Linked DNA regions of Homo sapiens: region 1 is linked to region 2. Evidence: chromatin loops called from intact Hi-C (ENCODE). Cell type or tissue: PC-9. All regions are shown on one strand. Links, peaks and the distances in the headings refer to the core of each region. The heading gives the core; the rest is flanking DNA. Region 1 has its middle 60 kb from the start of NEK2-DT. Region 2 has its middle 14 kb from the start of ATF3.

The links. Peaks named below come from ENCODE experiments on the same cell type or tissue, not always from the same donor. Only the 100,000 strongest peaks of a DNase experiment are listed, where the experiment ranks them.
Region 1: a loop joins it to region 2, with 6 times the contacts of the local background. A loop is called at or near these places in 1 of 110 quality-filtered maps.

The regions. Positions count from the first base shown.
Region 1 is chr1:211,727,120-211,743,438 of GRCh38, reverse strand. No RefSeq gene overlaps it. Among named protein-coding and RNA genes, the nearest start is that of NEK2-DT, 60 kb to the right of the region's middle. RefSeq lists an enhancer at 7,613-8,112. In PC-9, for the core only: no CTCF peak of the experiment used is centred there; DNase peaks (open chromatin) are centred at 4,368, 7,468 and 7,888; H3K4me3 peaks cover 377 bases; H3K27ac peaks cover 2,475 bases.
Region 2 is chr1:212,587,047-212,603,365 of GRCh38, reverse strand. It overlaps a transcript of ATF3 not described here. Among named protein-coding and RNA genes, the nearest start is that of ATF3, 14 kb to the left of the region's middle. RefSeq lists enhancers at 6,725-7,019, 6,643-7,122, 6,284-7,483. In PC-9, for the core only: CTCF peaks have their summits at 7,119 and 7,318; DNase peaks (open chromatin) are centred at 6,965, 7,475 and 9,495; H3K4me3 peaks cover 323 bases; H3K27ac peaks cover 2,146 bases; H3K27me3 peaks cover 778 bases.

The DNA of each region.
Region 1 (16,319 bases), core at 2,936-10,935, 860 kb after region 2:
TAACTCCTAGAGGCTTGAGAAACATAAACCAAGTCTCAACAGTTCAGATCACATAGAAACAGACAGACATATGGAACGTGGGAGGAGGGTTGGCTAACCGCTGGAAATGAGATGGGCCCCTTTCATGATCAGAAAAGCACTCTCTAGTAGGTACAAAGGAAGAAACTGGAACAATGTTTTCTACTAGTGAGCAAGGAGCACATCACAGAGCTCATTTCTGAGTTCTCCCCTGGAAAGATTTTAGTGCCCCACTTTGGAATACTTTTTGCCTTTTGGGTGTGGGAGCACTAGAGATGGAGATGGTAAAGTTCTCACTGTTGACTTACCGAGGCAAGAGAACACTCAGCCATTCTTTGATTGTAGCAGCTGTCTGTGTGGTGTCATTGAAAAAACCTGGCACTGGGATACTTCCCTTAAAATATCAGTGGTTGCATCTTTATTTCCTTGTTGCATTTTTGATGGGAAAATCTCCCTGAAAAGGGTCTTACCTTCAGTTTCTTAGCAGTGCACACTATCAGGGCCAGCTGATGGACAGTTGAGGGAAAAGCAAATAGGTACCTAGAAGTGGAGAGATCAGAAGAGCTTGGAGTGCTAGGAAGAGGAAGCCAGGAGTGCTGGAAGACAAAAGGAAGACCAGAGCCTGCTGTCCACAAACAGGTACATATATCCTTGATACACAAACACTTCCAAGGAAGAAATCAACTTCCATGAGAACTCTGACCCAGAGTGTCTTCCCTGGGAACTCACCTGTAAAAGATCCCACCTCCCATTTCAGATAACTGCCCATTTTACTGAGGAAAGGCATACCTCAGCCAGTAGGGATGCCCCTCCAGGGTGACAAAGGGACAATTCAAAATATTGATGACACAGAAGCTTCTTTCAATCAAGGCATCTTAGCCCACAATCAGGCTTTTTGTGTTTCTCTGATTTATGCTTGTTTCAGTAAGGACAAAGGATGGCATTAGAAATGGTGCATTTGGGCCTGCGTTGGCTGTATTGAATTCTGATATATTTAGTGTGGGACAGTGGCAGCAATGGCAGCTCAGGGCTCACAGAAGTAGAAGGTACCAGGACTTCTTAATGGCATAGGTCCAAGACTGGCACAGAGTCACTTTTGGTGCTATATTCCTTTAGTTAACATGTCACAGAGCCAGTCCAGATTCAATGTGGGAAGGTCTATAAATGGGTAGAATACTATCAAATACTGAGAGGCATGCTTCATTGGGAGCTGTCTTTGAAGATCAGCTACCACAGTTAAAAAAAAAAAATTCCTAAGCTATTTGAATAAAGAACACTAGATGGGTCTAAAAGAGTTCTTGCCCTTTGGCAGGCTTGCCCATAATTTCCATTAGTTAGAAATATTTCGAGTTCCCAAATACCTTAAGAGGATTAGATTTGTTGATCCATCCCTCATTCGTATAAGTCACATTAATCAAATGGACACCTAGCTAAAAGAATGGAGGTTTTGTTTGGACATTATATTATTTTTGGCACCGATTGATGCATGACTGATTGGCTCTTAGAATTTCAGAGCAAGTAGTCACCTTGTTTTGGGATGGCAGATTTCACTCTGATACAATTTTGGTGCATTGCTGGTAGCATCAAATGGCTACTTAGTAGAATTGTGGGGACTAGAATCAGCTTTCTTTTATTTGCATTCATATATTTTCCCCAAAACAGCATATTGCTTTGGTTCAGATTTATGTATTTCGTAAATAAGAGTGAAATCTAAAGGAACAAGTATATTTGTTAAAAGGGCGATGGATCTAGAAGCTAAAGCTTCCATAACATCCTTATCCTCAATTTTAATAATCCCAAAACCCCAAAAGATAATTTTTATTAATGTTCCTCTCAGCTGCTGCAGAGATACAATTAACCATGAAAAAAGCCCTGAAATTAATTATTTTTTTTTTTTGGATGTGGAAGTGAAGTGCATTTTAAAAATTTTGCCCTATATAGTAGAAGATAAAAAGAACATTTTTATGTTAGACCAAAGGGGATACAGATTTCAATCTCATAATAGTTTCTTTCTTTTCTGAATTCTAGTGTGGAACTAGAGTAGGTAATAAATTCTAGGCCACGATGGCCACTAGTGCCCGAATATCCCTCTGTCATGGCGCCATCAAGTGTTAAGGGCTTGTCCAAGTAGGAGCCCAGGAGCAGCAGAACCGGGGACTTCAATTCGACCTTGGCCCTTTGGCAAGTTTCTTATCCTCTCAACCTCACTCTCCTTATGTGTTAAATGGGAAACGCTCAAAGACTTCTTTTTTTTTTTTTTTCTGAGACGGAGTCTCACTCTGCAGCCCAGAGTGCAGCCGCGTGATCTCGGCTCACTGCAACCTCTGCCTCCCGGGTCCCGGTTCAGTGATTCTCCTGCCTCAGCCTCCTGAGTAGCTGGGACTTCAGGTGTGCACCACCACACCTGGCTAATTTTTGTATTTTTATTAGAGACGGGGTTTCACCATGTTGGCCAGGCTGGTCTTGAACTCCTGACCTCATGATCCGCCCACCTTGGCCTCACAAAGTGCTAGGATTACAGGCGTGAGCCACCATGCCTGGCCAAGACTTCTTTTCAGTATTAAGTGAGATTATATACAGGAAGCACATAAGACACTGGCACATTGTACTGAATGTGCAGTAAGGAGGCTGTGTTTATCTCACCCCAACTGGGTTTAACAGAGGATGTAAGTTATTCTCATATTGAGATGTGCCTAAACTGCAAGTGATGTGTTCCATGCATACCCAATGCAGTGGCTCATGCCTATAACCCCAGCACTTTGGGAGGCCAAGGCAGGAGGATCACTTGAGCCCAGGAGTTTGACACCAGGCTGACAGGAGATCAGCCTGGCCAACATGGTGAAACCCCGTGTCTACTTAAAAAAAAAAAAAAATTAGCCAGGCATGGTGGTGTGTACCTGTGGTCCCAGCTACTCGAGAAGCTGAAGTAGGAGGATCACTGGAGCCTGAGAGAATTGAGGCTGCAATGAGCTGTTATCATGCCCTAGGTCTCTTGGTTTTTAAGTTAGACACATGCAATCAGCATAGCCAAGTCCCTAACCCCACACAGTCAGACTATATTTAATATATCTAAGGCTCCAGACAGCAGTGAGAAAAAGCTTTGAGGTTGGAGCGCCAATTAGGAAGGTGAGGAGACGGGGGCATAAAGAGGAAATCAGATCTACTAGACAAGACATTACATAGGCTTAATAGGGACCTATTTTTGCTTCTGAGACATGATGTCACTTGTGGTGAAGACCTTGAACTAATTATCAAAATGGAGGGAAATATAATTTCTAGTATTTGGAAGCTGTCCACCAGCCCACGGTTCTCTGTATAATTCATATGATTCTAAATATAAAACTACATTGAAAGTGTCCTAATGCTTCAGGAAATTGAAAGTAATTTTGAAAACCTTTCTCCTTTCTAGTTGCAGAAGTCTCAGAAGTTTATATCTTGAGAATTGACACTTTACCTTCCAGTGGTAAGTTCTGGGTGCTCAGTTCTTAGTGGGTATCAGAAGGAAGTGGGCAGATTAGAATAAGATATTGCTTATGGCTATTGAGGTTATCATGGTAGAGCACAAAGAAACGAGGCAAAGCTGGATTAGCAGGTGTGTATTCGAAACTCTGCCCTGCTGGGGGTGGGGGTGAGGAGATGAGAAGCAGGTGATGTTTCAAAGCCCCATCTGGCCCTAAGAGCCTTTGATTCCCCAGACAAATATCCAACAAGCTGTCCAGCCCACCATTCACGGAACTTCAGAGTAACACCAGAAATTGGGAATTCCAAGAGAGAGAGGCTTCAGGGCCATGATGAGGTTATGGAACAGTTCTCTTAGAGAAGATTTGGAAATACTTCAAACCATCATCTGGTGGGAAGCTTGGCATAAACAGCAACTCATGGATATGGAGATGGCTGCTCAGGCATTACGATATTCAGAGTGGTTCTGGGCTAGCTTATTATAAAGAAGACCCGTCCTTGTTTTCCCAAAGGATGGCTAGAAAAAGCAAGGGAATGAATGAGTTAATGAATGTGGAATTAATAAAGCATTTCTTCTTGGAGGCAGAGAAATGGAACAGCTGATTACTGAAAGCCAGCCTTCAGAATCTGTGCCATGTCCGATCAGGAATAATAATTGAAATTGTCATTGGAGCGATGTCTGAGGGATGCAGAAACCTGGTGTCACAGGAAGCATTGCCTCAGACTCTGTCTTCCTCTTTATTAGGCCTTGGAGAGGAAGGACAGCAGGGTTACCTCACCAGCCCAGCTCCAGCTCCCCTTCACCCCCCGCCCAGGTACCTGTCTGACTGCAGCAGGAGATTCTAGCACAGAGGGTGCCAGCAAGCAGGGGTGCTCAGAGGGTTTCTCATTTGAAAGGTATTTACTGTTAGGGGAGAGTGGGAGGAGAGGAGGGGCAGGCATGGGTGGGCAGAGCATAGGTACTAGGAATCTGCAAACCACAGACAAGAAGCAAGTGAAAGTAAAGATCTGAGGGTTTGCTGTAAGCTGCATTAGCAGGAGGAGCACTGGGCCTGTGGGAGTGGACACATGTGTCTCCTTCCAGGGGCTCCTGCCACAGCCTCAGCCTCAGACATCTCAAGGCTCAGTGTGTGTGTCTGTCTGCCAGTGTACCCCAGGGGGGCCTCATGGTGAGGCTTCCTCTGCCTGGGTTGCTCCTGGCATGGGCTCCAGCTTTTCCCCTCAACCCTGCAGCCCACTGGAAGACATAAGCTAAAGCTGGTGGGGACCTCCACTCTGGGTACCGTCCCTGCCCATCCCCTCTGGCAGTCGCTTTCCTAACTGACAGGTATTGGTGAAGTGCTCAGGATGTTCTTGGTGGGCGTATTTCCTCCAGGTGGGGGTGGCGTAAAAGCCACAGCCTTTTAGAAGCCTCTGTTTCTTTCCTTGACTGGCACTTTAAAAGGTGTGTGCTCTACCGTCATCACTAGGAGAGGGAGGCTCTGTGATCCTCCTTTATTCTCCCATCTTTCCACCGGGGTCTAATACATTTAACAAGCCTATGAAAAGGCTGCCTACCTCATGCCATTTTCTGACTGTTATTCAAAGTGAAGGACATCTGAAAAAAGACATTACATTACCTACAGCCCAGGGTGGAGCGGGGAGGGAATAATTTAGTACAAGGAATTAGGAGGCATTTTTTCTTTTTTGACAGGCTGAAAGGCTTCCTAGGTGAGATTTCCATCGCTGGTTGAAGGAAGGGAAAAGGCTGAGTGGGAGGTGCAAGGGCTGCTAATCTGAAAATTACCGGAATTTCCTTAATTTCCACTCTTTAGAAAATGTCTGCTGCACAAGGAGAGGGTGGTGAGAATCCAGTGAGATAATCCTCATGGAAGGGTTTGGAGAACCTTGTAACACTTCACCAGAGTGAGGGGCAATGACAATTCGAGTCCACGATAAAAAAATAAAATAAAATAAAAAAAGGCCCTTTCTTGTCACTAGAAGAATTCACAAAGAGGCTGGGTGAGCCTGTGCCAGGGTGCTGGGTGGGAAAACCCACTCTGGTTGGGGGATGGACCAGCTGGCCCCTAAGGCCTGTCTCCCCCTGGCCCCTAAGGCCTGTCTCCCCCCAGCCCCCAACTTCCATGCGCCGTTGTCACAGGGACCCTGATAAAAGCTCCCACTGTGCCTGGGTTTCTGTTGTGCTCAGAGGAGGGAAGAAACAATGAGCTCAGCTTGGCCAGAGGACAGGTCTCATTTTGCTCTCATCACTTACAGAGGCCTCTCCCCAAGCAGCAAACTACCAGGCAGGACCAGCTACGTTGTCTGTGTGACCCAGTACAAAATGAAAATGCGACTCCCTGTTCAAAGAGCATTACGAATTTCAAGTCGGCAACAGAAGAGCAGTAAAACGCAGGCACCTCATGAAGGCTGCCCTGTCATGAGAACCACGAAGGAGGAAATGAGGAATGGGAAGGAGCCAGGCCCCTGGGGGTGGTCCATGTCCCCTTGTTGTCCCTCCTGCCAAGGCACTGCACAAGATGTTCTTAGAGAGGAGGAGATGTGAGTAGCAAACTGTAGGGTGTGGAAGCTCAGCCCGCCAAGGCATCCCAGAACTGTGCCCTGAAGGCCAGGAGACCAGGCATCCACCGACCATCCCCCGGTGGTTAAGGGCTGCCCCTGCAGTGGGTGGAAAAGGCTCCCATGGCACCAGAGAAGCCTCAAGGCCTGAAGCTGAAAGGCCCTAGGTGTGGGAAAGATGCTGCCTGGGGTAAGCGTGAGTCCCACGGAGCAGGAGCCACCTGCCACAGGGCAGCTGAACACTGAGCCAAGGGAACATGGCCAGGGGCGCCTAAGACATCTGCACAGGGGCCACCAGACTTCCCGAGGAACCAGCCTCCCAGTGCAGCATGGGGTGGGGTCTGCAAGGTCTGTGAACAAAATAACATTTGTGGTGCTCTGTGAATTCACGTGCCCTTCCTTTCCTCACTGACTGCAGTTGTCCATTATTTGAGCTGCCCCCTTTCCCACCCACTGTGCAGTCACACCATGGAACCACAACCAGGTTGCACAAGAAAGCAGGACAAAGGGGTGGGATCAGTCAGCTAGTGTTTGCAGAATGTGTCTACTGGGTAGACTGGAAAGGGGCCTAGAGATGGGACACAAGCTCTGCCACCATTACAGTCACATGTTGACATGTGCAGATGGCATCACAGAGATTAGCTGTGGCGATGCTGAAGGGCTTTGGGGCAGGGGTTAATCCCTAGGGGCTGCCTAGAGAGGGAGGCACAAAGCTCAGGGAAAGGTTCAGAGCACATTTCACTGCTGGCAGAAGGATGCTGGAGACTCGTGCTGCCTCCATCCTCAGTCGCCCGGGCAGCAGCTCGCATCCAGGCTCCACCTGGCTGCCTGCCTGACACTGCTCTGGATCCAGCAGGCCAGCTCAGATCTCCTTGCCAAGTTCTTCCATCCCCAAGGCCCTCTTTCTTGGCCACATTTCCTCGAAACCACTTTCTAGGCCCTTGTTGCCTCCCACATTGTTCTGAGAAATGGGCTGGCAAACTACCCAGGCCAGAACCCCTGAATCTTCGAGCAGAGAAGCAAGCTGATCATAGTTATTAATCAGTCTTCGAGGGGGAAGGATCCAGGCATAGGAAACAGGAATCTTAGGGAAATACCCCAGCTCAGCTCCTTTCTAGCCAGATGGGTCACATTTCCTCAGTTTCCACATCTTGAGACAATAATCAGCTGCCATGAGATCAAATGAAATCGCACCTGAGAATGGAATTTTCTAACCAATGGAGTTTTATGTAAACATAACATTTAATAACCACCGTTTGCTGCTGTTGTGCCTTCTCCTACGCTCTCCCGTGGCACACACAGTGGGCTTTGTTATGTGGAACTTATTATCTTGGCAAACTCCCATTGGTCTGGAGTCTAAACTGGACACTCAAACAGGCCGATTGTGGGTTGTCTCAGGCCTGCAGGGGCACTTGATCCTGGTTCAGAGCCAGGAATGCGCAGATCCAGCTCTTCGGAGCTCCGTGGCCTTGGGCAAACTCCTTGATTTTCTGTCGCCTCTTGTGACTCATCTCGTGACTCATCTGACAAAGGAGGTTATTATGCCTGCCCTGTCTGCCTCCCGGGTTCCCAGGAGGGTCACGCTAGATGCGAATGGTTCTACACAGGGGCGTGCTAGATGGTCAAGCGCTGCAGAGATGCGGGGGGTAATGACTGGGGGGAAAAGCTTTCTACCTTGATTCCACAGCACACATCCTTTCATCAGGCCTAATGTGGACCGGGAGGCAGAGACAAGATCTGGAAACATTTTCTGGAACATCTGAGAGTTAGTGCACAAAATAAATACTCACCCTCTTCCTAGGCAGGAGTACATTAGTCCTTACCATTATGGTGGTGGTGGTTGTATTAAGGTTATTATGGGTCAGAACAAAGAAAAGGGGAGGGGATGGAGTGGAATTTGAGTCCCAGGAAAGGAAGAAGAAAATGTCAAGAAGTCTTGGGAGGACTGGCAGGAACCTGAAGGGAGGAGCCAGACAGCAGGGGACCAGACAGCCCGGGATTGGGGAGCTGGCCAGATGAAGGAGGTGGCACGTTTGTTCCTGCACCACGCAAGAAGCACCTAGAGGGAAGGAGGGAAAGCTGAGAAAGCGTAAAGCAAGGGCGGGCAGTCTTTCCCAAGCATGGGGCCACTGACTCCCTGGCACATGCAGGCTCGTATAGATGGGCAGTAGAGAGACAAAGAAAGGAAGGAAGACGTAGGTTGCCTGGAAGGAGCCAAAGAACCATGGTGGTGGTTTGAAATGGTATATAATTGTGTGAAGGGACAAGGTGGGCAGTGGCCCTCTGGTCTCTCTGGGAGCAGGAGCTTCCTGCACAGGCATCACCAATCATCGGGAGTGAAAAGGAGCCTGGACTTTATTATTTTATTCTTCCTTCTCCACTTCCTTTCAGTCAATATGTACTGAGTACTTACTGCATGCTAGGCACTGTGCCAGGTGCTGGGCATACGGTAGGGAGCAAAACAGACAAGGTCTCCTGGAGCGTGTATTCTACTCAGGAGAGATGGAAAACAACTGAATAAAATACGGTTGACTCTCCTTCTTCACAGATTCCATATTTGCAAATTTGCCCACTCAATGAAACTTACTTGAAACACCAAAATCAATACTCACAGACTTTCGGAGTCATTCGCGGAAGTGCAGAGAAGCAGTAATTTTGAGTTGCTCGAGACCTTCTTGTTTCTGCTCTCATATCATAAACAATCATCCTTTTCACGGTCTGTTTGATGCTGCAGTTTTTTTGCATTGTTGTGTTTTTATTTGGTGAGTTCACTATTTAAAAAGGCCCCCAAGCTTAGTGCTGAAGTGCTGTCTCGTGTTTCTGAGTGCAAGGAAGCAGTGACAGGCCCGACAGAGAAAATACGTATGTTAGATAAGCTTCGTTCAGGTGTGAGTTAGTGCTGTTGGCCGTGAGTTCACTACAAATGAATCAGCAGTATACACAGTTGACTCTTGAGCAACACGAGTTTAAACAGCATAGGTCCATTTATATGCAAACTTTTTTCAATAAAAGTTACACCAAGTGTGCCTGCCTCTCCTGCCGCCCCTTCCAACACCTCCACCTCTTCCACCTCTGCCACCACTGAGGCAGCAAGACCAACCCCTCTTCTTCCTCCTCCTCAGCTTACTCAAGGTGAAGACAAGGATGAAGCGTTTTATGATGATCACTTCTACTTAATGAATAGTAAATATGTTTTCTCTTCCTTATGATTTTCTTAATAACATTTTCTTTCCTCTAGCTTACTTTACTGTAATAAGAATACAGTATATATAATACATATATAAAACGAGTGTTAATCAACTGTTTATGTTATCAGTAAGGCTTCCAACTAACAGTGGGCTATTAGTAATTTAAGTTTTGGGGAGTCAAAAATTCTACATGGATTTTGACATGCACAGTGGGGGTTAGTACCCCTAACTCCCTCATTGTTCAAGGGTCAACTGTATTAACTAAGGTGTCTTTAAGCAGAAACACACATAAAACAAGGTTATATATTGCTTGATGGATGGAAATGTTGTTGCCAGTGGCTTGCAAAAACCTAACCTCCATTTACCCGATAGTTCAGTACTCACTAGCTCAGTGTTCATGGTGACTTTATAAAGCATAGCTACCCCAAATAATGAGGAAGGACAGTAATTTTATTTATAAGTGCAATAAAGAAGATCAAGTGGGGATAGATTAGAGTATGATTGGAAGGGGGCTGGTGATCCAGGAGGCTCTTTGGGGAGGTGACAATTGAGCTAAGACCCAATGACAAGAAGCAGGCAGCCACGTGAGGACCTTTGCAGAGAATTCCAGGGGATGGGGACAGCAGGGGCACCAGCCCTGGGGTGGGAAAGCTATGGTGGGCATGGCTGGGGCAGATTGAGAGCCCAGCTGGACGGTGGAGCAACTGGAAGAGGAAAGCATCACACAAGAGGAGGCAGAGAGTCGGGCACAGTGGCTCATGCCTGTAATCCCAGCACTTTGGGAGGCCAAGGCGGGCAGATCACCTGAGGCCAGGAGTTTGAGACCAGCCTGGCCAACACGGTGAAACCCCATCTCTACTAAAAGAAACCAACAAACAAAAATATATATATATATGTACACAAAAATTAGCTGGGCGTGATGGTGCATGTCTGTAATCCCAGCTACTTAGGAGGCTGAGGCAGGAGGATCGCCTGAACCTGGGAGGCAGAGGTTGCAGTGAGCCGAGATGGCGCCACTGCACTCCAGCCTGGGCAACAGAGTGAGACTCCATCTCAAAAGAATTTAAAAAATAAAAATAAAAGAGGAGGCAGAGAGAAGGCCCCTGAGGGCCACATGAGGACTGTGGCTTTGATTCTTAGTTCCATGAAAGTCACTGGAAAGTTTTCAGTGGAACAACGAAACTGATCTATGGTGTTCACAGATACCCGGCTGCTGTGTGGGGAATGAGCCAAAGTGACCAGACTGGAAGTGGGGGTCCCGTTGGGAGGTGACTGCACTATCCAGGCTTGAGACGGCATAGCCTCCATCAAGGTTGTGGCACTGGAGACAGATTCAGGTCTATTCTGGAGGAAGAGTTAAGCTTGATTTGCTGATGAATTAAATGTAGAAAGTGAAAGAGAGGAATTAAGATGACTCCGGGGTTTTGAGCTGAAACAGCTGGATGGATTGTGTTGCCATTTGCTGAGATGGGGATGACTAGGGCAGGACAATTATGACCATGTTAGGTTTCACACACTTGCTAAATATCTAAGGACATGTATTCATGAATACATGAATCAAGCTCAGGGGTGTGTCAGAATTGGAGAGAGAAATTGAGAAGCAATTAAACTGGATGAGGTCCCTGAAGGTTGGTGGGCACTTGGGAACCTCTGCAGGATTCAGACAGAACTGGGTTGTGGCAAGAGAGGCTGGGTGTGCAGACAGGGTCCACAGAGGTGGGAGTATAGGCTGAGAGGCAGCTGATGTTTCTGGTTGTGAGAGTTGTAAAAGGGGATCTGAGAAATGTGGAATCTCAGGGCTTAGAAACTGAGAAGGCACCCCCTGCAGCCCTGCTCTGCAGATGCTGCAGGAACCCAGCCTCCCCGTGAGTAACAGGATCTACCACCCAGCCTGGGGCCCATCCAGAGCTCCTCCAGGCCCTCATTCTGTCCCACCTGACATTAAGCACCTGAGCTGGATTATAGCTGGCTCGTATTTCTAACCAGCTAATTTCCCTATGTAAAAGATATTTTGCTACTGGGCTAGACATCCAGTGAGAGGAAGAAAGGCAGGGGTTGGCCTGAGCAGGACTTGGGTTAGAGAACGTGGGAGTTCAGAGCCTGTTCTCCCCTTAGGTAATGGGGAAAGAGACAGAGGGAGGAGGAAGGACCAGCTGGCAGCCCAGGGCTCTGGCGGTAGCTGTATTGTGCCCAATGAATCAGGAAGGGATGATTCCTCTGCCTTGAAGCAGCATAGCGAGGCGGTCAGTGCACAAGTTCTGGAGCCTGACCACTTGGATTCAAATCTTAGTTCAACCATGTACTAATTGTTGTGCCTTTTCCCCTGTCTGCAGAAGAGCACCAAGCACACAGTGTGCTCATGGGGTGCCTAGAACAATGGCTGGCATGTAGCAAACACTCAGTAAACAGAATCTTGAGCTGGTACTGAGGCCATTTCACATCTGCCTCTCATTGAACATTGACTTCCAAGCTGCAGGTCACTCCTGCACAAATGAAAGATGGCTGCTGACTGGATTAAGGTGTGGCAACAGATAGGCACAGATCTGTGCTCTGAATCAGGCACAGTAACTGTGAGTTTCATAGAGCCTATGTAATCACTGTGCTTGCTGTAATAACATCCTTGATCCCATGACACTGCATTTTTCACACTTTTCATTCTATCTTAGGTATTAATCTCTCTCCTAGGGCTGCTGTGATGAATTACCACAAACCTGGTGGCTTCAGACAACACTCTTTTTCTTTCACAGGTCAGGAGACCTGAAGTCCAAAATCAAGGTGTCAGCAAGGTTGGACCCTTCTGAGGGCTGTCGAGGAGAAACCATCCAGGCCTCTCCTGGCTTCTGGTGCCTGCCAGCAATCCTTGGCTTTCCCCAGCTTGTCACACATCACTCCAATCTCTGCCTCCATCTGCACATCACCCCTTTCTCTGAGTCTTTCTGTGCTCTCTCCTTTTCTTCTAAGGACACCAGTCATTGGATTCAGGGCCCACCCTAAAACAAGGATGATTCCCTCTTAGGATCCGAAATTAATTTTATCTGCAAGTAACCTATTTCCAAATAAGGTCACACTTTGAGGTGTAAACATGAATTTTAGGGGGACACTATTCAACCCACTCTATCTTTGCAGTGGCCCACTGGAGCAAGAAAGACAAGTACTATTATTGCCTTTATATAAGTTGGAAAGCCAGGGTCTAGAGAAGAGAAGTTAACTGGCCTATGGTTATATAGTTAGTTGGTGGGAATAGATCCCAGATTTAAATTCCTCTTCCAGGACTGTTTCCCCACCCAAGTTTTTTGTTTTTTGTTGTTGTTGTTGTTTGTTTGTTTTGTGAGATGGAGTCTCTCTCTGTCGCCCAGGCTGGAGTACAGTGGCACTATCATAGCCTACTGCAGCCTCAACCTCCTGGGCTCCAGTGATCCTCCTGCCTCAGCCTCCCAAGTAGCTGGGACTATAGGTGTGAACCACAGTGCCCAGCCCTCACCCAAGTTTTACACACGTACATACACCTTGTATGTATGTTATGTGCAAGGAAGACAGACACTGAGGGCAGGAAAGAGCTGCTATCTTGCCTGTCCAGCTCTCCTCTCTCTTCTTCTGGCAGATCAGCTTTGGCCTTTTCCAATCACGTGGCTCCATGGCGGCCACCATGCTCTAGTAGGGCCCTCTTCCTGGCACAGGGGCTCCCTGGGGCCCAACCCTTGACACCTTTGACTGCATTCAACTTGTCCAGAGATGGGTGTGTGATTCAAGTTGAGGAAAACAGAGCCAATTGGCAATTTAGACATCAGGGCCTGACAGTGTGAGTCTCAGTTCCATCCTAATGGCAAAGCTGGGAGATCAAGCTGCTGGTGGCCACGAGGACAAGGCCTTCAGAGAGAAGAGCAGACACAGGGCTTGCAGAGGGAGGCCTGATGGACCTGGGGATCTTAGTTGCAGCTGTCCCTAAGGCCCTTCCCATGCCTTGGTTACTTGAGCCAACGTATTTCCCCTTTTCCCTCTTTTGCTTAAACAGGTTCACATTTGTCTTCTGTCACTGGCAACCACAGCAGTCTGAATTATCATCGCATTGCAAAAATAAATGTTAGCTCATGTTGGTAATGAAGAGATCAGTAAAAAAAAGAAATCAAGCCGGGCAATGTTAGAAATCAAGCTGAGCATGGTGGCACACACCTGTAGTCCCAGCTACTCAAGAGGCTGAGGCAGGAGGATTGCTTGAGCCCAGTAGGTCAGGGTTGCAGTGAGCTATGGTTGTGCCACTGCACTCCAGCCTGGGTGACAGAGCAAGAGACCCTATCTAAAAAAAAAATAAAAAATAAAGAAATCATGTTTTGTTTTCCATTTAATATTTGAGAATAAAGTATTTAAGTAAACCAGTGTGTTTTAATCAGGGGGTTAACAAAAAAGTATTGATGGAGCTCTCATTCAATATAAAAGAGCAAAGGTGACATATTCAAATAGTCTCTTTTTTTAATGGCTTCATCTTGTAGAAGACCAACTTCTAAAATTTTCCCCAATGACCCCCCATATCTCAATACTAATATCCTTGTGTAATTCCCTTCCCTTGAGTGTGAGTTGAATCTGGTAACTTGCTTCTGACAAGTAGAATATAGCAAAGTTGATGAAATATCACATCTGTGATTAGGTCACAAGAGGTTGTAATGCAGGCTCTCTCTCTTGCTGGCTTTGATGAAGTGAGCTGCCATGTTAGAGAGGCCCACATGGCCAGGAACTGAGGGTGGCCTCCGCCAACAGCCGACCAGGAACTGAAGCCCTTGGTCCAGCAGCCTGTAAGAAACTGAATCCTGCCACCAACTGCTTAGAAGCGGATCAGTGCCCAGTTGAACCTTGACTGCAGCTGGGTAAGTCTCCCAGCGAAGCCATGCCCGGATTCCCAACACACAGAAACTGGGAGATCATACACGCGTGTGGTTTGAAACCACTAAATGTTGGGGTAATCTGTTACAAAGCAATAGATACTGAATTCAACTCTGATAATAAAAGTCCCATTACATAAAAAGCAGACAGAATTTTTTTAAAATCAACAGAATAAACAAATAGAAGTGAAGTCAAGGTGCTGTTCTGTGTACTCAAAGTACTTAAGTATGTAAATAACTTGCTTTTAAATAACTGAAATATATTCGGCATTATTCCTATCATTTATTTCCGTATGGTTACCTCTGAAAAAGGAGTGGAATGTGTTAGGTGCATTTGTGCTGAGCCCATGGATGTTTTCAGTCCCATGAGCTGCAAAGAGATGCTTTTGAGAATATCTTTTCTATGGCACGATATTCAGTTCAGAGGATTCAACTTAGAAACGTTTTCTTACAAAAATACTTAAAGGACTTTACATCAATACCTGTAACATGGACAACAAGGATAGAGTGAGTGACTATGAGTGTGTGTGTGTGTGTGTGTGTGTGCGCGCGCACGCCTGTGCATAGCTTAAGGAGTGTTTTTTATACAGCTATGTTAGGAATACAAAACGTGTATTCCTACTATAAGGGCTACTGTAATATGAAAATTAAAACCACCAAGGGCTATTGTAATATGAAAATTAAAACTCAAACTCACCACACAATTCAGAAAAACTACATGACTATTCACATTTTCAAATTAAAACAGGTAAATAAAGCATTGCATGTACTCACACACATACATCCACACACACTGCAGATTTCAGTTCTATATCATGCATAGTCGGACAAGGTAGAGAGTTACATAGGGGAGAGAGAAGGATAGAGAAAAAGAACATGAGCCTGGCCCAGTGGCTCACACCTGTAAGCCAGCACTTTGGGAGGCTGAGGCAGGGGGATCGCTTGAGGTTAGGAGTTCGAGACCACCCTGGCCAACATGGTGAAACTCCGTTTCTACTAAAAATACAAAAATTAGCTGGGTGTGGTGGCACATGCCTGTAATCCCAGCTACTTGGGAGGCTGAGGCAGGAGAATCACTTGAATCCAGGAGGTGGAGGTTGCAGTGAGCCGAGATCATGCCACTGCACTCCAGCCTGGCTGACAGAACAAGACTCCATCTCAAAAAAAAAAAAAAAAAAAAAAAGAACATGAGCATTGGAAGCTTGGAAGTTGATGAGGAAAAACCTTTGTTTCAGAGTGGTTCACTAAGGCCTTAGAACTTTTTTCTTTCTTATTTTTTTTTTTAAAGCTATAGGGTGCTTTCATTTGCCAATCTTATTAAAGGGCTGGGGTTGGTTTATTCGTGTATGCAATATCTATAGTGCACTGGGTGCTATCCCTGCAGCTGGGCTGAGCAGTGAAAACAGAGCATCCTTAGAGCATATGCACACACAGCACACGGTGCAGAGCCAGACGGTAAATGGTTATGAGGCAGGGTGATAACTGCTAGGAGAGGGATATGGACTACTGTGTTAGTCTGTTTGCATTGCTAAAAAGAAATACCTGAGACTGGGTAATTTATAAAGAAAAGAGTTTATTTTGGCTCATGGTTCTGAAGGCTGTACAGGAAGTGTGGCGCCAGCATCTACTTCTGGTGAGGACTCAGGGAGCCTACAATCATGGCAGAAGGCGAAGCGGGAGCAGGCACATCGCATGGTGACAGAGGGCAAGAGAGAGAAGGGAGAAGGTGCCAGTCTCTTTAAACAACCAGCTCTCTTGTGAACTAATAGAATGAGACTCATTACTGCGAGGTGGGCACTAAGACATTCATGAGGGATCCACCCCCATGACCCTAACACCTCCCACCAGACCCCACCTCCAACACTGGAGATTACATTTCAACATGAGATTTGGAAGGGACAAACATCCAACCGTATTAGCTACCAAAGCAGAGAGAACCAGTCTGCCCCAGGCTAGGTTGGGGAACAGGAAATTCCCTGAAAGAGCAGATGCCTTGGTACAAGTTAGGGGGGCCCACCATAGTAGTCCTGGCAAGAACAGGCAGAGGCCTGAACAGACACAGGCAGCGTCACAGAATAGAAAGGAATGGCTCCTTGAGAGGGGCCCCAAAAAGGACTTGGCAGAGGGAAATTGCCCCAAGATTCCCCCAGTTTCTAGTTCATGACGTTGCAGGGATGGAGGATACCATTAACTGAAGGAAGAAAGCAAGAGAATAGATCTA
Region 2 (16,319 bases), core at 3,358-11,357:
CCTTTTTTTAAATCCCTGCCCCTCTCTGCTTCCCATCCTCCTTTATTTCCTCTTCATCTACCTTGAAGCAGAAAATGTAGTCTGCAGCATGGGCTAGTAATACAGAATTAGAGCAGCCAGGCTGTGCTTCTCCCTGTGCCTTCAGGCAAAATTCTCAGTGTAGCTCGGGCAGCTCTAGCATCTCTATGCCAGTTTGGTGACATGAGTGGCTACCAGGTAGCTGGTCACTTCAGTCTGCACCTGAGCAGGTGTAGATGTTTGGCGGTGATTCTCAGAACTAAAAGACACCATAGCCAAAAGGACCCTAGAAGTCATTCACTTCCATTTTCTCAAACTGGACATGAGCACACACAGGTGTACCAGGGCCATGAGATAAACAAAGGAGATCTTACTTGAGTGTCTGCCTTAAATAAAAAATCCTTAAAATATTGTGTTGTATTAAACATATATAGATATGTGGAATTTGAATGTAAGTCATGCAAGGATTTCTAAGGAAAGAGAGAAGATATCAAATACATTCTGGGTCTAGCATCGGCTGCCAAAAGTTTTATTCCTGGGACCTTGAGAGGATTAGTTCCCTCCCTTCTTTCTAAGTGTAAAATGTTACTATGTAGCATTCTGGGTGTTCCGTGCTATGTACTAAGCCCTTTACGTACAGTTAATGCTTTTAATTATTGTAACCACCCTTTGATGGACCGTAAACATCTCCATTTTATAGATGAGGAAACTGAGGCACAGACAGGGTAAATAACTTGCCAGAAGTTACCTAGCTAGTGAGCAGTAGAGCAGGACTCAACCCAGGCAGTCTGACTCCCAAGTCTGAGTGCGCAACCACGATACCTACCACCTCCTGGCAAGTGCTCACGGGAAACTTGGGATGCTCTGATGCAGTTCAGGGCCCTCCTTTGATGGATGAGGAAACTGAGCTTACAGAGAAAAATGTGGCTCTACATCGTGTCAGAATCATAAATTCTCATACCGAAAGGAACCTTAGCAGCCATTGAGACTCGTGAACCCCTTTTTTGCCCTCCACCTGGGGAGATGCTGCTTTTGCTAAGAATAGGGCCAAGGTGAAAAAAGCTGATTGTAAGAAGAGCACCCTAAAACATTTTAGGGGCACCTTAGCTAGTGGCTGGCAAGGCATACTATCCTTGGGGCTGAAAAGGGGATGGTGTAGGGTAGAAGCCAGGGATGGCAGAAAGAACCTGTGGTCAGATAGAACTGAGTTCAAATCCTCTTTCTGCCACTGCTTATTTAGTTTTAAGAAGGTCTTATAACCTCAGTTTCTCCTGTAAAATGAGGATAATGTCTGTTTCCTCATTTATATCTGTTTCCTTAATCATGGGATTAAGGAACAATACACCTTTATTATACATTGTATGCCTGTATCAAAATATCTCACATGCCCAATAAATATATACACCTACTATATACCCCCCAAAATTAAAAAACAATTCACCCTCAAAAGTGACATTCAATAAATATTGCTTTTTTCCCTCTTCACGCCTTACCCTTGAAGCTACCAAGTCATATGGAAACCTGAGACACCAAAGTGTCTAGACCCTCATGGAAAGTTCCATCTCTCAGGCTGGCTTACTGACTGATTTTAAAACAAATTTAAAAAAACTTGATGTGTGGCCAGGTCCTATTTAGTAATTACTATTTACTGAGCACATACTACATGCCAGGCACAATAGTAAGCACTTTTAAAAATACCCAGTATCTTATTTCATCCTTATAATAACCTGTGAGGTAGGTTTTTTATCTCGGTTTTACAGATGAGGAAACCAAAGCACAGAAAGGTTAAGAAAATTGCTCATAGGTACTTGATTTAAACACAAATCTAACTTATTTCAAAACTTACATTAAGCGATACTGTCCTCAAAATCTTAGAGAGCATGATGTGTGTTTACTTTTCTTTAGCCTTCCCTACCTTGTTGAAAATGAGCACCCTCGCTTTACCAAAGTCTTGCTGAATGCACAGATGCTTCTAGAGTTGACCTTACCAGAAAATTCTTACTCCTGATGTCCCAGAGGATACATGCTTAATAAATTCCAGATCCCTGTGCCCTCAGGGATACTTTCCCCCCTGCCAAATTTGCAATTATTTCATAATTTGCTTTAACCACAAACATAAGCCCTGTTATTGACTGAGTAAACTGAGTAGGGCTTTTTGGACTTTTATTCTTTTCCCAAAATACGATGAACTTGAATCATCAGATGATGAACTTGTACTTGAAACTAGAGTGGCTGAGGGCAAAGTGAGTCACTCCAGTGAGTTTATGCCTATCAATCAATGCATCAAATTGTGTCCTATTACCGGACACTGCTCTCAGCAGTCTACTTAGACACCTTGGGGTTACAAGGACAATATAAGAGCATTTCTTGACCTGAAGAGTTAAAAATCTTGTTTAGGTGGCAAATTAATATACATGAAGCAGAAGTCCAGCAATATAGTAGGTATTTTATATATATACTATATATATATGTATGTATGTTTAGTCCTCCAACATTTTAACGAGCACCAACTATATGCTGGATACCGTGTCAGAAGCTGCAGGTACACAGTGATGCATATCTGCCTTCCAGGTGCTCACAGCCCATGGGGAGACAGACTTGATAACAAATAGTTACAGCCTGATGCAGCAAGGGCTAAAGTGGGGCAGGACGGCTCTGCCCAGGAAAGCTGGCAAGAGCTGATGGCTGAGGTGACTGTCGAGCTGGATGTTGAGCCGACCGTTTTCTAGGCAAGGGAAGTGGACAGGCATTCCAGGCATAGAGAAAGTCATATGAAGAGGCTGTGAGTGCCAGGAAGGGGCTGTGCCCTGCTCATCTCTGTCCTTATTTCCAGCTCTTTGCACAGTTCCAGGCACATGCCAGACCCACAGTGAATACGCATTCAGTGGATGAAAATACGGAATGGAGAGAACATGCACAGTGTTTGGAGAACAGTGAGGCAATTGCTGAGCAGGAGTATTTGTGGAAGGGAGGAGACGTTAGGGAAGCAAGTCTGGGAAGAACAGACTGTGATAGCCTTTGAAGATGTAATAATCAGTTTGGACTCTGTCCCCAGGGACAAAGGGAGGGGGTCTGTCAGTGGCAGATGGACACAAACAGATGTTTTTCAGGAAGACTGCTGGTAGAGGGCTGAGGGTGGGCTGGATGGGAGAGGAAGATGCCCATGGAGGGCCATCAGGAGGCTGCAACACTGGTCAGGTGAGGCCATCGGAGGCCAGATGAACTGTGAAGATGGTGGTATCCCCACTCTCGTATGTTGTTCACTCAAAATAAAAATTATTCACAAAACACAATGCTCTTATGTGTACTGAAATTAAAATAGCCTTTTTCCCCTGGATCTTTTCATTGCAAAATTCAGGATTGCTTTATTAAAACTGAGCTTCCCTCACTTTCGGGGGCCCTCCCCATTACAGGTACCCTAAGCAGGCATCTGATCAGTCTTGGGAGTACAGCAGTGTTGCCTCACCTGAGGCAGGGCTGGTAAGGAGAACAGGAGGGGATGATTTTGGGAAACTTCTAGGCAGACATCTTTGGATTTTGGCAGAAGCTTGGTGTTAGGATAGATGGAGAGGGGAGGAATGCCCCTATCTCAGATGTTATAGAGCATAGCATTGGGGTGGGAAGGAACTGATTGGGTATTGTAGGCAGTAGAAGTGGGAAAAGACTAATAAGGGCATTTCGGGACAAAATGCTTAGCAGTGGGATGTCAAAGAAGGGAATGGCCCCTAGCCATCAGCATGTTGGGGATATCAAAGTAATGGAAAGACTCAGAGGAGAGAGGAGAGAGAGGGAGGAAGAAGAGCCAGGTTGGGGCCTAAGGCATAATGTAGGAGTCAGTGTGGATTATTGGAAATTTACGGATAATTACCAAGTACCATGAAAATCTACCTCACTGGTTCACAGCTGTAATTTATGCTTTCCCTCAGGCTTTGGATAACAATATTTATTCCAGCTAGCTTTCTGATAAAGTGATTAATGAAGACCAGAAATGGTCCCTCAAGAACCAGGAAAAGCCAATGATCCTCAGCCTGACATAGTTGAGAACTGACAAACTAGACACTTATTTAAACAAGTCTTTTTTCAGTGCTATGCCACTATTTTAAAAGATATTCACAAAGAGATTACAACTTAGGGAATGCTGTAGAGATAATGTGGGTTTTAAATGCAAGATACATATCATCTCACCCCAGTTAAAATGGTTTTATCCAAAAGACAGACAATAACAAATGCTGGTGAGGATGTGCAGAAAAGTTAACCCTCGTACACTGTTGGTGAGAATGTAAATTAGTACAGCCATTATGGAAAACAGTTTGGAGGCTCCTCAAAAAACCAAAAGTAGAGCTACCATATGATCCAGCAATCCTACTGCTGAGTATATACCCAAAAGAAAGGAAATGAGTATATCAAGGAGATATCTGCACTCCCATGTTTGTTGCAGCTCTGTTCACAGTAGCCAAGATTTGGAGGCAACCTAAGTGTCCATCAACAGATGAATGCATAGAGAAAATGTGGTACTTATACACAGTGGAGTACTATTCAGTTATAAAAAAGAATGAGATACTGTCATTTGCAACAACATGGATGAAACTGAAGGTCTTTATGTTAGGTGAAATAAGCCAGGCACAGAAAGACAAACATCATATGTTCTCACGTATTTGCAGGATCTACAAATAAAACAATTGAACCCATGGACACAAAGAGTAGAAGGATGGTTACCAGAGGCTGGGAAGGGTAATGGGGGTGGGGGAAGGTGAGGATGGTTAATGGGTTACAAAAAAATAGTTAGAATGAATAAGACCTACTATTGATAGCACCGCAAGGTGACTGTAGTCAAAATAATTTGCTTGTACATTTAGAAATAACTAGAAGAGTATAATTGGATTGAGATACAAAGGATAAATGCTTAAGGGGATGGATACCCCATTTCCCAAGATGTGATTATTCCATCTTGCATGCCTGTATCAAAGTATCTCATGTACCCCATAAACATACACACTTACTATGTACCCATAAAAGTTAAAAATAAATAAATTTTAAAAAGTAAGATATATATCAACACAGAACAATCATAACTCAATAAAAGCTATAAATAAACAACAAAATACGTAGAATAAGGGAAATAAAGAAATTTCCATAAAATATTAAAAGTATTTAGTTGTTGGAAGTATGGGTGGGTAACTTTTTTTCTCTTCTACTTATATATTTCTGAATTATCCCATTGTTCTATAGTGCGGATGTGTTAATTCTTAAAAGATGAAAGTATAAACTTTCATGAAGGCAAAAACTAATATTACTGTGTGTCTTTCGAAGAGTGTATTTGCCTACTTTTTTCCAGTCCTGCCATTAAGGGGTACCTAAGACTGAGATTCCATCCAAATCAAATCCTGGCTTAATTATGTATCAAGCACTCCTTGAATGCCTACCATGTGCCAGGGGCTGAGATGGAATCCAGGAAAGAATAAAATTGTTTCTAAGGTAGGAGATGGAATGATGAATTAATCTTCAATAAGCTCAGTTTTTGTCCTGCTAAACCTCATAGTGACTTATATAAGCGAAACGGAAAGAAATCCAAAGTGTACTCATCTACACTGAGAACACTGTGGTAAGTGGAAACAACACTCGGGCCAAGGTTCAAGTTCTGGTTCTGCACTAGCTGAGAAACCTGAGGTCCCTCTCTGAGGGTCAAATTCCTCCTGTGTTAGTCAAGGAGGCTGTGCTAAGGGAAGGGCTCCAGAAGGCAGCAAGAGTCTCAACCTCTGCCACTTACTGGCCTGGAACATTGAACATAAAGCTAATACGACCCACCTTGCAGGGTTGATATGGGGCAGGGGGTGAAAAGATAGATGATTGCTAGATAGATGAATGGATGGATAGCTAGCTAGATAGAGAGATAGATGATAGATAGATAGATAGATAGATAGATAGATAAATAGATGTAACTCAGTACCCAGAATATAACAACACATTAGTAAATGGGAGCTTCTATTATTATAAATTCTGAAATTCCTTACAGTTCTTCAATTTTGTGATTATAAGCGCTGTGTCTACAGTCGATGATGAAGATGATGATCATGATGGTGATATTATTTTCTAAGGGCCCCTTTTTTCTTGTCGTCATTCCCTATTGACCAAGTTTCTACAGAAGAGACACATACCTAGTCACATAAAAGTGAGTCACCGAGGAGGCCCCATATTGTCTCTGTCTGTGTTGGACATGCCTTGCTGGACAAACCACCTCTTTCTCTCAATTTCCAACACTTAATGTCTATTTTCTTATCTGAAGATTGCCCCCGCATCTTCCTCACATAAAAGTGCTGTGAGGAATAAATTCATACACTCATTCCTCGTGTATGTATTGAGTGCCTACTGTATGCCTGGCATTGTTCAAGAGCTGGACATCCAAGAATGAACAAGACAGAAAGAGGCTCCACACTGGGCACTTAGCAGATACCCCAACATTAATTTCTCCTCTTAAGCTTAATTTAAATGGAAATAAGACAGCAGTGGGAATTCAAAGAGATTCTCAATTCAGAAGAACCAGTGTTATCTCTTCAGCATTCCTTTAAAGAATTTGGGAACAAAACACTGACTGTTAACTAGCTCACCATTCATGTGCCAGAGGGAAGCCACCTTCTTTTTCCCCCTTGGCATTGGCCTTGAAAGGGGAGCCAGTGGGTGAGAGGGGACATTGTCCTTTCTTTCTGGCATATAGAGCCTTAGCTTTAACTTTCACACCCCCCACAGCACTCTTCTGCCTTGGCTCTGTTACATGTCCTGACATGTAGAACCAAAGGAAACACAAAGTGAAAATGAAACGAATGTTCCACCTGAGTCACTGTCTGTGTTTCTCTTTTATCACCAAAGCAATGAACTCCCACACAACTGAGGCTTGTTCTATTTAGGTTGTAAAACGTCATCTTTGTAATTAAAGCACACTATTATTGTTATAAAGTAAACAATTGGAAAACATGTTCTTAGAAACATCTCTCTGATTCATAAATATTTGGATGGTGAAATCACAGAAGTGGAATGCTAACCTTGCTAACACGCTAGTGATAAAGATCAGTAGGCACTTATGTTACACAGGGGAAAGTTAGCCTTAGTGTGCAGTAGAAAAGTGAGGTGGAAAATAGGAGTTATCTTGTAACGGCCATTTGGAATCATGGAGGTTTAAAAAATATAAACTATTTTTTCTCATGTTAAATTTCACTTCACTTGTGTTTATTAATTCATTGAAGGAATATTAATTCATCGAAGGAATATTTTGTTCCCACTCCACTGGGGCCACACCCCACAGTCACTTTAAGCCCCAACCACTTGAGGCGCTAGTGGTTTCATTTTCTCATCAAGCCTCTCACGTCTAACATTCTTGCCTATGATGGAATTTCCTCCTCCTCCTGCCACCCAAACCTTTCCATTTACAAAACTGCTGTTTCATTATATCTTTCAAAATCCAGTTTCAAAGTCACTTCCTTGTGTAGGTAATATAATGTTAGTCACCTCTAGGACTAGCCATGTAATTAGTGGGGCCTATTACCAAACGCAAATGTGGAGCCCCTTGTTCAGAAATTATTAAGAATGTTGAGTCAGTGACAGCAGAGCATTAAGCCAATGTGAAACTTGTTAAGGGTGGGACTGAACAGGTCATCCGGCTTATGAGGCTAGCCGTGGACGCACCTTTTCTGTGTTCCCATAGTTCTTAGAGGATATTTTTGTTTCTTGGCCATTCAGCATCTATCCATCCCAATTCGAGTAATGGTTTCCCAGTTTTCGTCCGAGAAAGCCACTCCCCGCACATTTCCGGTCCCTGTGCATTGGGTGACCAGTCAGAGCAAACCAGGCCAGGGACCACTGTGGTTGGTCCAGGAAGGGGCTCAGGATCCATGTAGAGCCACTGAGCTGCGGGAGCACCGGGCTGGGGCTGCTGGAGGCAGCTCACTAGCTGGACTTGAAGGCAGGGGGCTGTAGCCTGGGGCTGCTGAGGTTGCCATGGGCAACTGGAGAAAAAGGTTAGAGCCAAGAGGCTCTATATCAAGCTGGGTGGCAGCCACACTTTCTGCAGAGTTTTCAGCTATATGAACCGGCAAATCTCCACTTTTTGTTAAGCCATTTTGTACTGTTTTTTCTAACGAGCCAAAGAGTCCTAGGGGCTACACATCTATTTGGTCTTTATATACATATTTTTATACATGTGTTTCCCTACAGTTTTATGAACTCCTTGGGAGTGGGTATCCTATTTTGCTCATCTTACCATCCTCAGTGGTTGAGATATTATTAAAATATCCTTTTACTTTTTAAATAAATATAACTGTAATAGTAGATGGCAAAACAATAATTGACAACCCTGCAATTATCCTCAGTTTTTGTTGTGAAACTTAACCAGTCTTTAGAATCGGAATGGCTGTGAGCCCCTGCACATGTATTCAGTTCAATACATGCTAAGTCCAGGTGGCCAGGCAATCAGCCAATGGGTTAATTCTGCTCACAGGTGCTGGCAACACTCTCTTCTTTCCCCTGACCTGTAGGCCTGTAAGGGGCCCAGTAGCTTCAGCCCACAAAGCACATTCACACCCATTAGCTCCTCTGCATCTCCCACAACCCTAAAAAGGGATCAGGCGGGGCGCTTCATCTCCATTTTACAGACTGGAGATTGAAATAAAGAGTCTGGGCAGTTTCAGCAACATGCTCTGTTTCTGTCTATAGACCCAGGCTCTCTTGTACCCCTGCCACCCTCATCTGAGACTCTTCTGCCCTGTGTCTCTGCTCTGTCTTCTCCCTCCTTGCTCTTTGACCCTTCCACCCTAATAAGGCAAAATGTTTAAGAGGTAGAGTGACTTTTTAAATCTGACACCAGTAGGACTCTGTTCATCTATAAAGGCACAAAATAAGCACAATGCCAACTCTGGAAAATTGTTAGGTTTTTTGTTTTCTTTTTTGTTTGTTTGTTTCATTCATAGTCTCTGAATATTTACTTTTTAGAAATAAGTTATTTGTATTTAATTTTAAAAGAAAAATAATGAATCCCAGCTAGAAAGTTGCAATAAAACATATTCTAGTCCTTGCCAGTCTTCCATTAAATTCATGAAGCATGTAGACTACCTGGAATGTGTCTTAGCCTCATGCATCATTTCCCCAGGCCTCATCTGCAGGGGCTGCTGGCCAGCTGCTCGTCAGCTCCACCGAGCCCCGAACTGGAGGAAACAGAATTTAACTTCACAGGGAGGGCTAGACCAGACAGAGGGAAGACTTATGCTCTGGGAGTGCTTAGACATTGGAACAGGCTACCAAGGCAGGTGGGTGATGATTCCTTCCAGGTGGATGTGTGTGACTCTGAGTGAGCACCCATGTGCAGGCAACTCAAGGACTAATTGGAAATAGGGTGCTATCTTACATGAAATCTGAGAGCTCAAGAATTCCAGGAGTGGCTACTCAACATCACAGATTGAACAGGGACTTTGGGGAGTTTTAAAGATCTACAGAAAAATAAAGACAGCCCTAGGGCTAAGAATGGTGACTGATATAAATAGAGACACAGACACATAGGTATGCTTACAATCATTTACAAAGTCTTAAGAACACTTTTTTTTTTTTTTTTTTTTTTTTTAAAGAGACAGGGTCTCTCTCTATCATCCAGGCTGGAGTGCATTAGGGCAATCATAGCTCACTGCAGCCTTGATCCCCTGGGCTCAAGTGATCCTCTAGCCTCAGCCTCCCAAATAGCTGGGACTACAGGCACATGCCACCATGCCTGGCTAATTTTTTAATTTTCTTTTTTTTAGTACAGATGATCTCACTTTGGTGCCCAGGCTGGTCTTGAATGCCTGGGCTCAAGCCACCCTCCCACTTCAGCCTCTCAAAGTGCTATGGTTACAGGTATGAGCCACCACACCCAAGAACACTTTTTTTTTTTATACTTTAAGTTTTAGGGTACATGTGCACAATGTGCAGTTTTGCTACATATGTATACATGTACCATGTTGATGTGCTGCACCCATTAACTCGTCATTTAGCATTAGGTATATCTCCTAATGCTATCCCTACCCCCTCCCCCCACCCCACAACAGTCTCCGGTGTGTGATGTTCCCCTTCCTGTGTCCATGTGTTCTCACTGTTCAATTCCCACCTATGAGTGAGAACATGCGGTGTTTGGTTTTTCATCCTTGTGATAGTTTGCTGAGAATGATGGTTTGCAGTTTCATCCATGTCCCTACAAAGGACATGAACTCTTCATTTTTTTATGGCTGCATAGTATTCCATGGTGTATATGGGCCACATTTTCTTAATCCAGTCTATCACTGTTGGACATTTGGGTTGGTTCCAAGTCTTTGCTATTGTGAATAGTGCCACAATAAACATACATGTGCATGTGTCTTTATAGCAGCATGATTTATATTCCTTTGGGTATATACCCAGTAATGGGATGGCTGGGTCAAATGGTATTTCTAGTTCTAGAACCCTGAGGAATTGCCACTCTTACCAAGAACACTTATCTTTAAATGCCATGTTATCAATGGATGTATCGGGCTGGCAGCACCCAAACCCACAGATCTGTTTTACTATCTCAAGAAGTGAGACCATCAGATACAAGGGCCTCTTGCTGTGATGTAATAGAAAGCACACAGCCCACCAAAGTAGTTGAACCTGAATGCAATCCGGCCCCTAGATCTGACCATTTGTTTTTGTGAAATTCAGAGGATAGAGGAAATGGTTAAACAATGCTGAGGATGTAATCAGCCAAATCCAGAATGAGGGAAATTCTACAGGACAAATTAACTCATTTCTTCAACAAATAAATAGCATGAAAAATAAGGAGAAAGAATATGGTAGGTTAAAATAGACTTAAGAGACATATCAACCAAATATAATGTGTGGACCTTGTTAGGATCCTGATTCTGTCTAACTGTAAAATGACATTTAAAGACATACTTTTGGAAACGTGAACATAGATTAGCTAATTCGATGATATTAGAAAATTATTATTAAATTTTTTAGATATGTTGTGATTATTATCTTAAAAGCCCTTATCAGTCTTTAAAAGGAATAAAATACTTAGATGAACGTTGAAAACATGAGTGAAATAAACCAGATTTTTAAAAATGCTGTATGATTTCACTTAGATGAAGTGTCTGGAATGGTCAAATTCAGAGACAGAAAGTAGAATAGTGGTTACTAGGGGCTAGGTTGAGGGAGAAATGAGGAGTTATTGTTTAATGGGTACAGAGTTTCAGTTTATGATGCAAATGTTCTGGAGACAGATGGTGGTGATGGTTGCACACAGTGTGAAGGTACTTAATGCCACTGAATTGTACACTTGCAAATGGTTAAAATAGAACATTTTATGTTATGTACTTTGTACCGCAATTTTAAAAGAAGTCCTTATCTGTTAGAAACATACTCTGCGATGCCTATGATTTGCTTTAAAATACTCCCACCCGGCGGAGGTTGCAGTGATCCGAGATCGCTCCATTGCACTCCACCCTGGGCAGCAGAATGAAACCCTTTCTCAAAAAATAAATAAATAAATAAAAATTTAAAAAATGCCCATCCTACCCTACCACCCCATAAAAGAAAAGTGTGCGGAAGGGGAGATGAGATAAGATTGGCAAAGTATTGATAATCGTTAAAGCTGGATTTCAGGTATATGAGGATTTATATGTGTACGTTTGCAAATTCCCATGATTAAAAAGTTTAAAAATGACTGCAGAATGCCTTACTATCAAGGATAAATGAATACAGTGCAAATCTGCCCACAAACGTAGCTGAGCCCAGCTGATTGGAAGAGTGCACACAATGGACTGGGGCGGGGGGGATGGAGAGCATTCCCCATGGCCAATCCTTGGCCATCGAGTGTCTAAAGAGCACTTACATTTTCAAAACTACATCCTGACCTCTGCTCTTGCCAGAACATCTCAATGACCTTCTCAACTGGTTTCCTGAGCTTCTGGATTATATTTTTCCCACAGACATAAGCCAAGATATCACTTTAGATTTTCTCCCTTGCAAGAGGAGCCTGGTGGCAGTTGTTGAATATAGTTGAGGAACAGAATGTCACAGGCTGGCAAGAACAGTCAGGAGAGGACCTCTCTGTCTAAGGAGCCTGGGGAGACTGCGGTGCAGGAGGCTCCGTTAGGAAGATGGGTCTTAACACATGCCCTTAAGAAGGTGGGGAAAAGCATTCCAAGTAGAGGATCAGAATATGCAAAGATATGGAAGCATAAAGGAGTATGTATCTCTCCAGAAAGGGAGAGCAGCCACATGTCCCTGGTACAGGATACAGGGGAAGAGGCGGCTGAAAAAGTTGGGATCAGATGGTGGACGGTCTTGTGTGTATTGCTATGAATTGTATTCTTTCAACAAACTGAGAGGCTACCAAGAGCCATGTTCTTTGCAAAGATGCACAAGAAACCAGGCACATGATAAAGGAATATTTTTCACTTCTGTGAGGTCTTTCCTCCTCATCTAAGTGGTTGGCGCCCTTACCTTATAGTAAGAGCCATGAAAGTACATTATCCTGCTTCCCTAATGCTGCCCATATCCAACGCTAACTCGGTAAGTCTTTCAACAGGAGACCCATTAAGCTTATATTACCATTCAAAGTGGTGCCTGGGAAATGTGCAATTTCTGATGGCACAATAATACAGATGGCCGTTGCAAAATGAGTATCCGCATTTATGGCTCTGTGTTCACACTGAATTCAATTTTTGAGTATTTCCACCTGTTACGTTTTAAAAATTGAAGTAATATATGCACGAGATAAAAGAAATCAGATTATAAGGAAGTGTTTATACTGAAAACTAGCAGGGCTCACCCCACACACATGCCACCAACCAGAGACTACTACCTTTAACGACCTCTTTTAAAAATTATTTGGATGGTGAACTTCCTAACTCCAAAAAGTATGCTTATGTGACATTTTTTTTTTGCAGTTTTTAAAAGGATTTATTTGACAAGTTTCACTTAGCGCAATATACCTAAAAGGAAATCACAATACAATGAAAGATTTAAATCAGGGCCTCAGAATTTCATACAAACACCAAGACCAAAATCCTAAGTATTGGTATTGTGTCTCAAATTTTTCCCATTAACTTAAAAAAAAAAAAGCTTAAACTTACGTGCCTTACAGATTATTAAATGAAACTAGAATTAACAAACATGCCAAAATGTTTCACTTTTAATTGTAGACACAGTTCCTATATTGTTTTACAAAAAAATAAAAGCATGTCTTTCAACATGCAACCAAACAGTGTTCAATGTAACATGGCAAAGGGCAACATTTAACATAATTCAACTGCTTTTACCTAAATACACTTACTGCTTAAGTACATCCTATAACTAACTTGAGAAAAGCTGGAACTTAAGTTTAACAGTTATAGTTTACTCAGCTTCACTGTTACATCCTAGATGAGTATTCTATTAAAAAATACTGGGCCTTAAGTCTTCATAACAATCCTGATATCCACTTAGAGAGTAATCATAAATCACAAGCTTGCATTGCAGAAACGTTAAACTGAAGTTTTGTTTTTTCCTTAAAAAAAAAAAAAAAAAGTTGACCAAGAGTCAGTGATCAGGACCGATCAATTAGCTTATGTGACTTTTTAAAAACAGTTTCTTGGTCAATTTAAGACATTCTTTTTTTCTTCTTCTTTTTCTTTCTTTTTTTTTTTGAGACGGTGTCTCACTCTTGTTGTGCAAGCTGGAGTGCAGTGGTGCAATCTTGGCTCACTGCCACCTCCACCTTCCTGGGGTCAAGCGATTCTCCTGCCTCAGCCTCCCAAATGGCTGGGATTACAGGTGCTCTTTGGACTCACCTCTATAAAATTGAACATAATCTCTTATTCCTTTCCCCCAACTTTTTTATTTATAATTTAGTTCTTCTATGGGTTCCCTCTGTACACTTATATGATATACTTAACCTTCTATTTCTTCCTCCATCTAGAAAGTAACTTTTGACTCCCTAGTACATTAGCTGAGGATATCAGCACAGTTCCCTTCTGTCTCTCCCTTGCTCCCATTATCTGCTATTTGTACCTTTAATTTTGCATCAAGAATGAAAACATTTACAATGAGCTCTGTTTCCATTCTCATGTCTTCCTTGCTTTGTGGGTAGGTTGATTTTAAGAGTGGAGAGCTAATAGACAAGGTTTGCATTATTATGACTGTGTCAACCCGGGAGTGCTGTGATGCCGAGTGTGCTAGGATCACATTTCTCCACCCGGCCACAGTCACCACTCATGGCCACTTCAAGGAGAATGTGCCTAGTGAAAGCAGAAAAACAGACTCTCTCTCATGACCTGGGTTCAAATGTTCAAAGCGATGCTATATTTTAGATGGCTTCAGATTAGAAGAATAATTTTATTTAAAAATATAAATATGTCTTCATATTCACACAAAAAAGCTATATACATGTATTACTTATATTTTTGAAAAGGAAGTTATTGCCAAGTATGAAGGCGACTAAAATATGGCATCATTTTGAGCATTTGAAGGAGTGATTATGTGGATGGTGGAGGAAGAAAGCAAAATTCGAAATGTCCAAAATAAGAAAGAAATAGATAATGTCCAAATGGAAAAAATCAGGAAATGAGCAGTATACACACATGATTTATAAATATGGAGAAGATACAGTGAAAAGAATTGAAAGCAATTGCCTTCAGGGAGTGGGAATCAGGTGTGGGGTTGCATGAGCTGGGAGACTGTTTTTTTGTTGTTGTGGTTGTTGTTTTTTCATTATAAGCCTTATAGTATTGTTAGAGTTTTTAAACTCTGTACATGTATTACTTTGATAAAAAGTAAATTTAAATTTAAAAAGAGAGTAACTGTCCTTCTCATCCTACCCACAAGGTAATTACTGCTGCCCCAATCTGATAGGCATGAGGCGCTAAAAAGAGACTCCAAAGCTCTTTGTGTGAAATGAATTTTGTGTCCCGGTGGTGACACCCTAGGGTGACGAGATGTGATTCTTTATTGGTGGACACAATGTCAGCAAACCTGTCTTCACTCTTGAGCCAACTGGTTCTACCTTTTCCCTGGTGGTTGCTGGTGGAAACATGCCGGGTTAGGGCTGTTTCTGAGCAGGGTGGGGAGTGGAGAACGTGCAGTTTCAATTAATCCCCTTGTTTTCATCCAATCCACACCCTGCCGGGAGTCTCCTAGTCCTAAGCCTCTTCTGTTGGGTTTCAATGTCTCCTTAAAACAAGCTTCTCAAGGAGAGAGGGATAGACACCTGGCTGCAGGGGTAGAAGAAGCTACCGAGGAAAGCAAAATTGAGTCAGACTTAATGGCTAATTTTCCCTGGTCTCAACATTCTCCCTCTCACTCACCTCCCATAATCGCTGTCACCCCACATGCTGAGTCTCACAGGGGTCTACAGAGGGAATGAAACCCGCCCCCACCCCCGCCGCCCCAGCAGGTGCCTCGCTTGCACTGCTGCATTGCTAAACTAAGTACAGGCACCGTATCCCACACTCCCCATTTCCCACAATTCTGTTGACATCTCTTGTCTGCTGTTATCTGTCTTCCTGTCCTGTCTGTCCTTTAAGATAATTCATTTTTTAAATCCCTGCAGAGTTATTTGCAGGATACTTGGGACGAAAGGCAGGAGATACACACATATGTATGAGTGAGTGAATGAACGGTTAATGCTTCATTTTAACTGGAGTTACAACTGAAGTTCCATTTGAAAGGCTGGATTTTATTTCAATGGAAAGGCTGGATTTTATTTACTGTTTTCTGCCCTGTGTTTTAAGTTCATATTCTGGGGTATTTCCGTGTTAGCAAAACTTTGTTCCTTGACCAATGGCAGCTTCCCTGAGTCCAGCCTGTGGGCTTCTAAGCATGTGGGTTGGTCACAAGAGGTACAGACTAGAGATTGTGGTTTGCGTCACATAACCCACCCCCATGGCAGCAATCCTGACTTCTGCAAAAGCCCACTCACAAGTCAGTTGTTTGGAATGCAAAACATATTTTCCCATAGAAACAATATCATAAAGGAATATTTTAGTTCTCAGGTCAGCTTTCCATAAAGTCTGTCTAATGCAGATAAAAACTCATAGGTACAAATATTCTTCATTTATTAATGTATTCATCCCAAGCATTTATTGAACGCCAATTATGTATAATTTAAGCACGGTATTATTATTGTAGGATTCTATCAAACACGGTCTTTTAAATACATCACTTTCCTCTATTTTTTAGCTTCCATTGTTTTCAACTTGGAAGCTCTTCTCCGAAACGTAATCTTCTTCTCCCGCCTTCCCTCTAACTCACCCATTCCACTTTAAGAGAAAAAAGCAAAACTTGTG